Regions from separate parts of the Mus musculus genome. Here region 2 is linked to region 1. Evidence: chromatin loops called from intact Hi-C (ENCODE). Cell type or tissue: gastrocnemius. All regions are shown on one strand. Each heading gives the region's core, and the rest is flanking DNA. Links, peaks and the distances in the headings are about the cores only.

Region 1 (4,383 bases), core at 189-4,188:
GGGAGAAGGAGAGGAGAGAGGGGAGGAGAGGAGAGAGGGGAGGAGATGATAGAGGGGAGGAGAGGAGGGAGGGGAGGAGAGCAGACAGGGAGGAAAGAGGGGAAGAGAGGAGAGAGGGAGGAGAGGATAGAGGAAAGGAGAGGAGAGAGGGAGGAAAGAGGGGAGGAGAGAAGAGAGGGAAGAGAGGAGAGGGGGAGGAGAGGAGAGGGGGAGGAGAAGAGAGGGGGAGGAGAAGAGAGGGGGAGGAGAAGAGAGGGGGAGGAGAAGAGAGGGGGAGGAGAGGGGAGAGGGAAGGGGGAGGAGAAGGAGAGGGGGAGGAGAAGAGAGGGGGAGGAGAGGGGGAGAGGGAGGAGAAGGGGAGAAGGGAAAAGAAGGGAGAGGGAGGAGAAGGGGAGACAGAAGAGGGAGGAAAGGGGGAGGGGAAAGAGAGGGAAAAAGAAGGTAGAGGGAGAAAGGGAAGAGCAGCAATAGGCAGAGGAGTTTTTGAGGCACTGAAGAGAGAGGAAAGGAAAGGGGAGTATTAATGGTAAAAATTCATGACCCACGTTCCATCCCCCATGTCCCCATCCTGAAGCTGTAGAGTACAGGCACTAAATAACAACTCTGATGACGTCATCACCACACGGGTCATGGGCCAGCTCTGGAGGAGAGGCTCTCCAGTGGAACGCAGTGGGTTCTGTTCGACCCAAGTCTGCAGCAATAGCTTTACTATTACAGCCCAAAGGCTGTACCACCAGTCACTGACTCTAAATGTCTGTTACAGTGAAGGCAACCAGGATGATGAAGTTAGATTTAGTACTCAGGGTCGGCTACCTGCTCAATCAAATTACACACGGCATATGCTGTGAAACCACAATCATTTTCACAATCTTAAATCACAGACATATAAAAACACTTAATGGCTAAACATCCGAGGTCAGGATAACAGCACCTCCTTTCTTTCTATATACCCACTGCTACAGTCCCCAACTATCAGTGTCCCTACCCAGATCACTTATAGATCAACTTCTCACATGCCCAGTTCCTGACAGTTACTGGCCTGGGCTATAGAGTCAGATGGTCTTGACACCCTGAGGCTTGCTCTCTGGGAACCCCAAGGAAGGAGGCTAGAGAAGTCACCATAGGAAGGGAGAGAGAGGAGTGGGGGAAGAGAGAACGAGAGAGAGAGAGAATTCGTGGAGAGGATGAGAAGAGAGAACTCCAAATAGATTGGACCAGAAAAGAAATTCCTCCCGTCACATAATAATCAAAACACCAAATGCACAAAACAAAGAAAGAATATCAAAAGAAGTAAGGGAAAAAGGTCAAGTAATATATAAAGGCAGCCTTATCAGAATTACTCCAGACTTCTAATCAGAGACTATGAAAGCTACAAGATCCTGGGCAGATGTTATACAGACCCTAAGAGATCACAAATGCCAGCCAAGGCTACCATACCCAGCAAAGCTCTCAATTACCATAGATGGAGAAACCAAGCTATTCCATGACAAAACCAAAGGTACACATATCTTTCCACAAATCCAGCCCTACAAAGGATAATAGATGGAAAACTCCAATACAAGGAGGGACACTGCACCCTAGAAAAAGGAAGAAAGTAATCTCCTTTCAACAAACACATTAGAAGATAACCACACAAACATAAAAATAACATCAATAGCAACTGGGAGCAACAATCACTAATGGCCGAGAAGCAACACTCTTACATGTTCAACACTTAGTCCCATTGCTGATGAGATTGCAAGCTGGCACAACCACTCTGGAAATGAGTCTGGCAGTTCCTCAGAAAATTGGGCATAGTACTATCAGAGGACCCAGCTATACCACTCCTGGGCATATACCCAGAAGATGCTCCAACATTTAATAAGGATACATGCTCCACTATATTCATAACAGCCTTATTTATAATAGGCAGAAGCTAGGAAAAAAAATAAAAAACAAAAAACAAATGTCCCTAAACAGAGGAATGGATACAGAACGTGTGGTAGGTACATTTACACAATGGAGTACTACGCAGCTGTTAAAAACAATGACATCATGAAATCAACAGGCAAATGGATGGATCTAGAAAATATCATCCTGAGTGAGCTATCTCAGTCACAAAAGAGCACACATGGTATGCACTTACTGATAAAGTGTGGATGCTTCAGTCCTACTTACAAAATAATCAAGGGAAGTAGAGGGTGGGAAGAGAAGAGAGGGAGGGTATGGAAAAGAGGGTGTAGTGGCTATTCCTGGTTGTCAATTTGACTATATTTGGAATGAACTACAATCCAGAATTGGAAGGCTCACCAGTGACCCTTATCTGCAGTCTTGGAGATGGAAGATTCTGATCTGGACCTTGGTAGGGAGATCTTGAGGCATAGTGGCTATGGATTCCAGAAGATTGAATCTCCGAGTTCAAGGTAATCCGGGATTAAAGGTGTGTTTCACCACACCTTTAATCTGGGATAAACCTTCTGCTGGAGACAATATAAGGACATTGGAAGAAGGGAGTCTTGCTCTTGCCCTTTGCCTGCTTCCTGTGTGAGACTGAGTAACGACTAGATCCTTGGACTTCTATTCACCACTGCTGCGACTGAACCATTGTTGGGAATTGGGCTGCAGACTGTAAGTCATCAATAAATTCTTTTACTATATAGAGACTATCTATAAGTTCTGTGACTCTAGAGAACCCTGACTAATACAGAGAGGAAGAATCAGGTATGGGAGGAGATGGAGAAGATGTACAGAGGGTCAGGAAATTGAACACAGGTGTGTAGCAATGGGGGGGGGGGCGGGGAGTTGGGGGCAGCAACCAGAAAGTCCCAGATGCCATGAAAGCAAGAGCCTCCCAGGACCCTACAGGGATGACATTAGCTGAAATACCATGCAGAGGGGAGGGAGAACCTGGAGAGACCATATCCAGAGGTTAGGCAACCCGACAAACACACACACCCCGCTTGAGGGATGGGACCACCCACCCTGCTCCAACGTTTTAACCCAGAATTGCTCCTGTCTAAAGGAAATATAGGGACAAAGAATGAAGCAGAGAGTGAAGGAGAAGCCATCCAGAGAGTTCCTCACCTGGGGATCCATCCCACATGCAGATACCACACTCAGACACTAGTGCAGATGCCAAGAAGTGCTTGCTGACCTGAGCCTGACACAGCTGTGTCCTGAGAGGCTCTGCCAGCTCTCGACCAATAATACCGATGCTCGCAGCCAAGCATCGAACTGATCCAGGGACCCCCAATGAAGGAGCTAGGGGAAGAACTGAAGGAGCTAAAGGGGCCTTATTAGGCATCAGTAGGAAGGGAGGCCCTTTGTCCTGTGAAGGCTTAATGCCCCAGTGTATGGGAATGCTAGGGCAGTGAGGTGGGAGTGGGTAGGTGGGTGGGGGAGCAGCCTCATAGAAGAAAGGAGGATGGGATAGGGGGTTGCAGAGGGGAAACCAGGGAAGGGGTTTACATTTGAAATGTAAGTAAATAAAAAATTTTAAGGTCTTTCAGCGGAATCGGGATCATGGCGACCACGACCAGGATGGCGACGTCTGGCTCGGCGCGGAAGCGGCTGCTCAAAGAGGACGGCATGACCAAAGTGGAGTTCGAGACCAGCGAGGAGGTGGACGCGACCCCCACGTTCGACACCATGGGCCTGCGAGAGGACCTGCTGCGCGGCATCTACGCCTACGGTTTTGAAAAACCTTCAGCGATCCAGCAGCGTGCTATCAAGCAGATAATGAAAGGGAGAGATGTCATCGCACAGTCTCAGTCTGGCACAGGCAAGACGGCCACCTTCAGTATCTCAGTGCTCCAGTGCTTGGATATCCAGGTTCGAGAAACCCAAGCTTTGATCCTGGCTCCAACCAGAGAGTTAGCGGTGCAGATTCAGAAGGGTCTGCTCGCTCTGGGAGATTACATGAACGTGCAGTGCCATGCCTGCGTTGGGGGCACCAATGTCGGGGAGGACATCCGGAAGCTGGACTACGGGCAGCATGTGGTGGCAGGCACGCCGGGACGCGTCTTTGATATGATCCGCCGGAGAAGTTTAACGACACGGGCTATCAAGATGCTGGTTTTGGATGAGGCTGATGAGATGTTGAACAGAGGTTTCAAGGAGCAGATCTATGATGTGTACAGGTATTTGCCACCAGCCACACAGGTCGTTCTCGTCAGTGCCACACTGCCTCATGAGATCCTGGAGATGACCAACAAGTTCATGACCCACCCCATCCGCATCCTGGTGAAGCGTGATGAGTTGACTCTGGAAGGCATCAAACAGTTCTTTGTGGCCGTGGAAAGAGAGGAATGGAAGTTTGATACTCTGTGTGATCTCTACGACACGCTGACCATCACCCAGGCCGTCATCTTCTGCATCACCAAGAGGAAGGTTGACTGGCTGACA
Region 2 (4,383 bases), core at 199-4,198, 77 kb after region 1:
TACTTATAATCCCAGCATTTGAGAAGCTGAAGCAGGAGGGTTGCTATGAGTTCAAGGCCAACTCATGCAGGCTATATCATGAGTTATGGTTATGCCTGGACTATAGAATAAGGCTGTTTCAGAAAGAGAGAAAGCCAGGGCTGGAAAGAAGATTCAACAGTTCAGAGCACTCACCAGGGTTTAATTCCCAGTACCCAACATAAAAACTTACAACTGTCTGTAATTCTAATTCCAGGAGACCTGATATTGTTTTCTGGCCTCGATGGGCACCAGGAATGCATGTGGTTTGCAGATATACATGCAAGGAAAATACCCATACACGTATGGAATAGGTGAAGAGGGGAGGGGAGGGGAGGGGAGGGGAGGGGAGGGGAAGGGAGGGGAAGGGAGGGGAGGGGAGGGGAAGGGAAGGCTGGACCAGGTGTGGTAGGTATACAGCTTTAATCCCACATCAATCACCAGTGAAAAGAGTGCCCCACAGGCTGCCTGGAGAATAGTCTGATGGGGATATTTTCTCCATTGAGGCTCCCTCATCTCAGATGACTGTAGTTTTTGCCAAGTTGTCAGAAATCTAACCAGGACAGTGGTACACATCTGTAATCTCAGTGTTCAGGAGAGAGAGGCAGGAGGATCAGTTGAGCAGTAAATGTGAGGCCAGTCTCATGACACCGTCTCAGAAAACAAGAACAAATAAACAACAACACAACCCTTTACAACCCTCCTGCCTCTACCTCAGAAGTGTGGTCTTTGTCTTAAGAGCAACAGGAAGAAAGTCCTTGGGATTTAGGAAGATAAATGAGCACCGTGGTTCCTGTTCTATTGCTAGGAAGAGACACCATGACCAAGGCAGCTCTTGTAAGAAAAAATAATAAAATTAAAATAAAGCCCTTAATTGGGGCTGACTTACAGTTTCAGAGGTCATTACATTATTTCAGCATGGAAGCAGGTGAAGAGAGGACGACGAGGAAGAGGAGGAAAAGGAGAAGAGGGGAGAGACTGGCCTGGTGTGGGCTTTTGAAAAATCAAAGCCTACCACAAGTGACACACCTCCTCCAACAAGGTCACACCCTCTCAGCCACAAATCCTAATCTTTCTCAAATAGTGCCAGGCCCTAATGACAAAGCTTCAAGTATATGAATCTGTGGACGCCATTCTTAATCAAACCACCACAGTAACTAATCAGATTTTCATTTTAAGAGACAATTTGAGATGGCTCAGCACTTACGAGCCCTTGCTGCTCTTCAAGAGGTCCCCGGTCCAAGGCCTTGAACCCACACAGTCACTCACAGCTGTCTTAAACTGCAGTTCCGGCTGATCCGACACCCTCACACAAACATATGTGCAGGAAAACACTAATGCATATAAAATTAAAACTATATTATTTTTTTTAAAAAGAATTTGAGCTGGGCGTGGTGACGCACACCTTTAATCCCAGCACCTGGGAGGCAGAGGCAGGCGGATTTCTGAGTTCAAGGCCAGCCTGGTCTACAAAGTGAGTTCCAAGACAGCCAGGGCTATACAGAGAAACCCTGTATCGAAAAAAACAAAACAAACAAATAAAGATAATTTGAGCACATGTATTTAATCCCAGAACTCTGAAGAACAGGGCAGGCTAATCTCAGTGAGTTCAAGGTCAATCCAGTGTGCATAGCAATTTCTAGGCCATCCAGGACCATATATATAGTAAGACCCTGTCTTAGATGGATGGATGGATGGATGGATGGATGGATGGATGGATGGGTTGAAAGGGTGGATGGCTGGGTGGAAGGGTGGGTGGGTAGAAGGGTGGGTGGGTGGGTAGAAGGGTGGATGGGTGGGTAGAAGGGTGGATGGGTGGGTAGAAGGGTGGATGGGTGGGTAGAGGGTGGATGGGTGGGTAGAGGGTGGATGGGCATGCAGGATAGATGGATGGATGGATGGATAGATAGATAGATAGATAGATAGATAGATAGATAGATAGTCCGAGCTATATTTTAGAATTCTTAACTGGAGAGAACACAAAATATTGGCTGGGAAATGCCTCCTCATGCACAAAGACACAACATATACACAATTTTAAATAAAAATACAATCCTTTTAAAAAACACAAAAAGAAGAAGAAAACGAATAAGAGAAGGGAGGGCAGGGAGAGACAGGAGAAGAGAATGGGAGAGAAAGGTTTTCTAGGTATTTTTAAGGAGTGTTTCTTAATTTATTTGAATGAGGTATTGGGCCAAAATATTTGTAGATCAAGTCATAATTCATAATGTGTTAATAAACATGCATGTCATTTATAAAAGACAGAATAATTAGAGAATTGCAGCTCAGCTTCTTGAAAGGAAGAGACAATGCCACGGTTGTCCCAGAAGGTACAGAAAAGCCCACATTTCCACCTTCACCCTGAGCAGTGGGCTGCCCTCCCTGGGAGGAGGTGGCCTTGGAGGAAAACAGGGCTGAGCCCCTGCTGCCTGCTGGAGGCATTTGCTGGCAGCTTCCCATGCCTCTCCTAGTCACTTTGTCCCCTCAGCCAAGGGGAAGTCTGGGCAGGCAACCCCATGCTGTTTTCAAGAGAGGCATTCTAATCTATTTCTTTCCTGTGTCCCTTTATTTCAAAAAGTATTCCTGTAAGTAAAGGATTGAATGGAATATCATATTTCCCTTTCACGAGAAAGAGTGGGGGGAGGAAGGAGGAGAGAGGAGAAAGAAGAGAGAGGAGACAGAAAGAGAGGAGAGGGAGAAGGAGAGAGGGGAGAGAGAGAGGGAGGAGAGAGGGAGGAGAGGAGAGAGGGAGGAGAGGAGAGAGGGAGGAGAGGAGAGAGGGAGGAGAGGAGAGAGGGAGGAGAGGAGAGAGGGAGGAGAGGGGAGACAGAGAGAGGGGAGACAGAGAGAGGGGAGGGAGACAGAGAGACAGATAGAGAGAGACAGAGAGAGACAGAGAGAGACAGAAAGAGAGGGGTATAGTTACTTCCAGGCCAACCTGAGTTACAGATCCTGTCTCACAAAGAAGAGGAAGGAAAAGAAGAGTGAGGAAGGGGTAGGGGAAGAAGACAAGAGGGAGGAGGGGGAGGGGAAGAAGAGGGAGAAAAGGGGAGGGGAAGAAGAGAAGAGGGAGGAAGGGGGAGGGGAAAGAGAGGGAAAAAGAGGGTAGAGGGAGAAAGGGAAGGGTAGAAATAGGCAGAGGAGTTTTTGAGGCACTGAAGAGAGAGGGGAGAGGAGAGAAGAGGGGAGGGGAGGGGAGGGGAGGGGAGGAGAGGGGAGAGGAGAGGAGGAGAGGGGAGAGGAGAGGAGAGGAGGGGGGAGAGGGGGAGAGGGGGAGAGGGGGAGAGGGGAAGGAGAGAAGAGGAGAGGGGAGGAGAGGGGAGGGGAGGGGAGGGGAGGGGAGGGGAGAGGAGAGGGACCGGGAGAGGGACCGGGAGAGGGACCGGGAGAGGGACCGGGAGAGGGACCGGGAGAGGGACCGGGAGAGGGACCGGGGGAGGGACCGGGGGAGGGGGGGAGGGGGGGAGAGGGGGAGAGGGGGAGAGGGGGAGAGGGGGAGAGGGGAAGGAGAGGAGAGGAGAGGGGAGAGGAGGGACAGGAGAGGGACAGGAGAGGGACAGGAGAGGGACAGGGGAGGAGAGGGGAGGGGAGGGGAGGGGAGGGGAGAGGAGAGGGAGGGACAGGAGAGGAGGGACAGGAGAGGAGGGACAGGAGAGGGACAGGAGAGGGACAGGGGAGAGACAGGGAGAGGGACAGGGAGAGGGACAGGGAGAGGGACAGGGAGAGGGACAGGGAGAGGGACAGGGAGAGGGACCGGGAGAGGGACCGGGAGAGGGACCGGGAGAGGGACCGGGAGAGGGACCGGGAGAGGGACCGGGAGAGGGACCGGGAGAGGGACCGGGAGAGGGACCGGGAGAGGGACCGGGAGAGGGACCGGGAGAGGGACCGGGAGAGGGACCGGGAGAGGGACCAGGAGAGGGACCGGGAGAGGGAGATGGAGATGGAGAGGGAGAGGGAGATGGAGATGGAGATGGAGATGGAGATGGAGATGGAGATGGAGATGGAGATGGAGATGGAGATGGAGATGATGGAGATGGAGATGGAGATGGAGATGGAGATGATGGAGATGGAGATGGTGGAAAAGGGAGAGTATGGAGATGGAGATGGAGATGGAGATGGAGATGGAGATGGAGATGGAGATGATGGAGATGGAGATGGAGATGGAGATGGAGATGATGGAGATGGAGATGATGGAGATGGAGATGATGGAGATGGAGATGGAGATGGAGTTGATGGAGATGGAGATGGAGATGGAGTTGATGGAGATGGAGATGATGGAGATGGAGATGGAGATGATGGAGATGATGGAGATGATGGAGATGATGGAGATGGAGATGGAGATGGAGATGGAGATGATGGAGATGG

Evidence for each region. Peaks named below come from ENCODE experiments on the same cell type or tissue, not always from the same donor. Only the 100,000 strongest peaks of a DNase experiment are listed, where the experiment ranks them.
Region 2: a loop joins it to region 1, with 28 times the contacts of the local background. A loop is called at or near these places in 13 of 42 quality-filtered maps.

The regions. Positions count from the first base shown.
Region 1 is chr6:136,325,042-136,329,424 of GRCm38, forward strand. Eif4a3l1 (eukaryotic translation initiation factor 4A3 like 1) reads left to right here and starts at 2,498. Exons shown (of 2, transcript NM_001142734.1): 1 at 2,498-2,607; 2 at 3,480-4,383. The coding sequence starts at 3,502. In gastrocnemius, for the core only: no CTCF peak of the experiment used is centred there; no DNase peak of the experiment used is centred there.
Region 2 is chr6:136,402,227-136,406,609 of GRCm38, forward strand. The region is part of intron 1 of E330021D16Rik (RIKEN cDNA E330021D16 gene); the gene reads right to left. Among named protein-coding and RNA genes, the nearest start is that of E330021D16Rik, 11 kb to the right of the region's middle. In gastrocnemius, for the core only: no CTCF peak of the experiment used is centred there; a DNase peak (open chromatin) is centred at 2,450.